Linked DNA regions of Homo sapiens: region 2 is linked to region 1. Evidence: chromatin loops called from intact Hi-C (ENCODE). Cell type or tissue: GM12878. All regions are shown on one strand. Region 1 has its middle 280 kb from the start of LINC02151. Region 2 overlaps LINC02703 (long intergenic non-protein coding RNA 2703).

Region 1 (2,500 bases):
AGATCTTTGTACTTCACTTTTCACTTATATGAAATGGATGTACAAATGACAAAATAAGGTAGGTGAGTGCATGTTGTAAAATGTAAACATTGCTATACAAAGGCAAAGTTCTAGGGTTCTCAGTAGAAACTCACACAGCTTCTCCTAGGGACCGCAGGGGCCTCAATCTTGTCATCAGTCAAGGGCCAGTCAGTGTTGGGTGTGCCACTTCCCATCCCCGTGCCCCCCCACCCGCCACTTGTCCTCTCGCTGATCCAGGAGCAAAGTAGAAAATGGCATTTCTGAATGAGGCTGACAGTTCACCAGGCACGAAAACCCACCCAGTTGTGACTCAGAGTTTTGGAGGCACAGATAGAATTAAGGAAATGTTAATGTATTCGCATCGCTTTGCCTCCTGCCTACACAGGCATAAGCAGTAAAGAGGGAGGATGGGGTGGGAGAGGGGACAGGGAGATGGGGAGTTGTGTTGATGAGCTCTGGGGGTGGGGGATGGGTGGAGACTGTAGGGTCCCAAGGCTGCCTGGCTACTACAGCTGGGCCTGAGATCCCCAGGGGACAGGGAGGGATCTGCTGGCATCTGGTCTCTGCCAAGACAGTCTGCCGCCCGGAATGCAGTATCAGCTTGGGCACAAGGCTAGAGCAAGTGGGGCCCTAGGGTGCATGTGTGTGCCCACACAGGGGATGGAGGGGTGGCAGGAATACAAGCTGGATAACCCAGAGCTGTCTGCGTTAGCCTTGGTGATGTGCCTTGTCAATGGCAAACAGCCATTTAGAATCAGTGTCTTTTCCAAATGAAGCCCCTGAATGTTGTATGCTTAATACGATCTATCTGTCTATCTGTGCACTTATGCAGGGAGCTGGCTCCCCAGGGCACAGCAGCCAGTATGCTACCTCAGCACAGAATAATCCCCCGGGAGGCTGCCTCCTTTTCTCCCCCTCCTGCGGGGGGGCCCCAGAACCAAACCCCGAGGGGTTGGGATGAGTGGTTGCTAGTTTGATGGGTGTACGTGGAGGTATCTTGTATTACTGTTTCTGTTACTCACTTTTCATTGCTGAATGCAAGTATCTGTTACAGCGTTTGCCAGCACTGACTCGATGCCATCGTGGGCACCAGAAAGGCAAAGACACACGGTACTGCCCCGCAGGCTCACAGGCTACCTGTAATCAAGGCCTGTGACCCCTCGCAAGAGTCCTAGCACCTGGCTGTGGGAGGTGCCCAATAAATGTTATTGACAGAAAAAGATGCTCTTTGTAACATCCAGCCAAGACTCAGGGATAATCTCTGTTCACTTCAATTATGGGACCACTAGGGGGAGCCCCGGGGACCACTGGGAATGTAAGGTGCTGAATCTTCTGGGTTCTAAAAATGAAGGGTGCTCTGGAATCGGTGCAGGGGTGGCTTCCCCATAAGGAGGGTTGGGGGTGGGGGTGGGGTGTCAGGAAATGCCATAGTGTGTTTGCCTGGGGAGATTCCAGCTTAGTCTTCCTTCTGTCTGATGCCCTCAGCATCATCCAACTAAATGTCCACAGGAGGGCCCAGTGTAGGGTCAGTGACCCCAAGAATGGAAAGACCTTGTGAGGAGCTCTGGGCAAGGAGGCCCAGCCAGGGGCATGGAGCGGGCACTGGCTTTGAGAATCCCAGGTGGGGCTCCTCCCTGCTTAGCCAGGCTGGGAAACCCTTCACCATTACTTGCCAGGAAAAGCAATGGTCTCTCTTGCCCTCTCCTCCCCTTCTCGGGTCTTAAATGTTTTAAACGCCAGTCTTCATGGTTTGATGGAGAATTTTACACCAATGCAGAGTATTACCTAGTTAATTTGGCTAGAATAGACTGTGATTTTACACGGTGAGGCTGTTGCCTCCTGAGCTAACAGTTCCATATCCATGGGCTTGGCAGCCTGCTCTCCTGGAATCTAAGGAGCTGAGGGCCATCTGCAAATGGGCTTCCTGAGAGCTTCATGGGAGGTTGGAAGACAAGAGGGGGACCCAGTCAGATTCTGGGCTTGCTCATTCATTCCTTCAGTCATTCATTTATTTATTTCCTTCTTTATTCAATAGTTGACTTATTCAGTATTTCTTAATTAAGTTTGTTTATTTTATTTATTCATCCAACAAATTTTTGTTGTGGGCTTGAGAGGTGCCAGATCTGGTGCAAGGTCCTGGGAATACAGAGATGCATCAGCCCCTGTCCCTGCCCTTTAGGCACTCACATGCCAAAGAAAGAGGTTGCAAACAGCAAAGGAGGCCAGATATTAAGACTGGCTGCTTGGGGGGCTATGGCACACTCTGGAGCGGTGGAACTTGACTGCCCTTGAAGGACCTACACTAGGCAAATGTATTAGGATGTTGACTTGGCGATGGGATTGAAAGCTGGGTACAATAAGTGGTAAGAACCACATTCTAAAGAGGGACATCAACCATATGGACTTCTTCAGGGGTTATTAAGAGGCAGATCTGGTTGTGTCACCACCTCCTCACCACTTCCTAGTACCCAACATCCCA
Region 2 (2,500 bases), 300 kb after region 1:
AAATTAGAGGAGCTGGTTTTGTCCCCTTTATGACCCACCCTGGGGTTGGACATATGGGAAGAAGGGGAGATAAATAGTATCCCCAAAATGGTGCTCGCCTAAGAGAATGGTGGCAACTTGATTATTTGTGGGTGGTGTATTCACTTTGCAAGATATCTCTGGCCTTGTTACTGTCCAGAAAAATTCAATTAGGAGATAGCAAGGACAGCGATGGGACAAGGGAGGGGAGAAATGAGGAGAGGGCAGGGCAAGAGGGAGAGACCATGAGTGTGCTGTGGGAAGGGAGAGGTGGAAGAAGAGAGCTGGGGCACACACAGCTCTGAATGCAATTCAACAACAAGTATTTATTAATTGTCTATTATTTGCCTGGCACTTTACTGGGCACTGGGGACATGGGGAAGAATAAGCACAGTCCCTGCCCTAAATCTGACAGGGGATGCTGCCATGTAAACAGACATTGCAGCACACTATGAGGTGCTGTAGTAGAGGCTATCGCTGCATGTACAGGGAGAAGAGGCATAAAAATGGAGAGGAAGTCAGGAGGAGTTAAAAAAAAAAAGCCACATAGAGATCAGAGGACACTTTAGAGGAAACCATGAGGATGAATTTGAGTTCACCTGGTGGGGCAGTATAGGGGCAAAGGAGGTTGAAGGGAGGACATTCCAAGAATAAAAAATCAAAGGAGCAAATGGGCACAGTATATTCAAGGCAGAGTGGGTAGTCCCTGGGGAGAGAGAAGGGAGCAGAGAGATGCCTCTGCAGAAGTCTCCTGGGACCAGAACATGAAGAACATGAACAATACCCCAAGGAGTAGGGCTTTTGTCTAGGAGACACCCAGGGTTATCAAGCAGCAGTTTTGGGTGCTCCTCTCTTATAGAATTACGCTCTCTCTCCTCTACGGCCACAGACAATCAAGGGTGGGCAGCAGTAAGTGGGGCTTACAAGGGGCTATTCATCTTTCTTCAGCAGACTTTTGAGCACCTCTCCTTCTTCTTTCCATCTCAGCCTCACATCCTTCCAGTAAGAGACAAAATGATTTCAGATCAGGGCACAACAGATGGAGGCACAAAAACACAGAAAGATTGGGGGCTTGCCCAGGGGTGCTCAGTGTCTGCTCTGGGTCCAGCTGCCCTGTCCCACTCCTGACTCAATTACTCCATCATCCAGATTTAACTGATGAAAACCATTAATCACTGAACTGGTCAAGGTCGAAAGGATGAAATCCTGGAATGACCAACCAGCAACCAAAACCATGCACATCCTGGATACCTTGCCTAAAGCTCAGCACAACAATGCAAAGCGTGTATCAGTTTCCCATGAGAAAACTAAAGCTCGCAGAGATTATGTAACTTACTCATCATCACAGAGCTAGTGAGAGACTGAGTTGGGATTGGAAGCCAGGTATAGTTGACACAATGGCCTGTTTTCTGTTTACCATCACTTATCAGAACAGTAAGAGTTAGGGGAAAGACGGGATGGAGACTGGGTGGAGATGGCATCCAGAATTGATCCAGTGCCAAGGACTAGAATCTTGTTAATTCCACTCTATGATGTGTTAGAAACAAGGGGGTGGGAGAGGACAACATAGTTGTGTTAGTTTTGTGTTGCCATTTTTTTTTTAAATCTCTGAGATGTCCCAAAATGTTGACTTTGTAAATTTGTTCAGTGAGGAGGTGGGTAAACACAAGCATTCGGAATGTGAACAGCATCATCCAGCCAGAACGCCCAGCAGGTTTGCAGAGGTAGATGTAAAACACTACAAACAGCATGCGGGAGCAACCAGCTCTCCCTGAGAGGGAAGTATAGCCTCAGCATGGAACTGGAAGCCCCCTAGAAGGCCATGGCATGCTGAGAGGGAGGAGAGGCACTCTGCCAGGCCTTCCAGCTATCCCTCGGGGCCCTCTCTTCAGGAGGGCAAGGCCGTACAGTTCACAGCACACCCATTTCAAGCCTCAGTGAGTTCAGTGAAATGCCATTTCCCCAGGTCAGCATTTTACATTACACCAGCCCAGTATCCCTGCTTGACTGCAAAGCATTAACTAGGGCCCTGCCTCAATCAAACATGCTGCCATGGTGTGACAGGATGCATTCTGTGTAACGACAGGCAGAATGTCAGAGACCTGGGGAGGAAAGCTTGCAATCTGTCCAACAGTGCAACGGGAAGCTCAGGAGTTACTGAGCACCTCGTCATTGGAAGCATCCAAGAAGACATTGGATAGGCATCTACATTGCATAGTGTACTGGAGTCACATTTGGTCTGAACTGGAATTCTGGCTCTACCATTTATTGGCTCAATTTCCTGCAGCCTCAGTTTACCCATTGGAAATGGGGGGAAATAAGGGTATCTATCTCACAGGGTTGTTGTGAGGAGAAGATCATGCATAAAAATGGCTTAGCACAGTGCTCCATAAATGAGAGAGACAATGATGAAGGTGAAGGTGCTGGCGATGGCGGTGGTGAGTATATAAAGAGGAAGAGGAGAGTGAACACATTCTTGACT

The links. Peaks named below come from ENCODE experiments on the same cell type or tissue, not always from the same donor. Only the 100,000 strongest peaks of a DNase experiment are listed, where the experiment ranks them.
Region 2: a loop joins it to region 1, with 9 times the contacts of the local background. A loop is called at or near these places in 1 of 110 quality-filtered maps.

Annotation. Positions count from the first base shown.
Region 1 is chr11:116,223,380-116,225,879 of GRCh38, reverse strand. No RefSeq gene overlaps it. Among named protein-coding and RNA genes, the nearest start is that of LINC02151, 280 kb to the left of the region's middle. In GM12878, a CTCF peak has its summit at 1,307 (motif pointing right); a DNase peak (open chromatin) is centred at 1,283.
Region 2 is chr11:115,920,456-115,922,955 of GRCh38, reverse strand. The region is part of intron 1 of LINC02703 (long intergenic non-protein coding RNA 2703); the gene reads right to left. Among named protein-coding and RNA genes, the nearest start is that of LINC02703, 2.1 kb to the right of the region's middle. In GM12878, no CTCF peak of the experiment used is centred here; a DNase peak (open chromatin) is centred at 1,261; H3K27ac peaks cover 2,500 bases.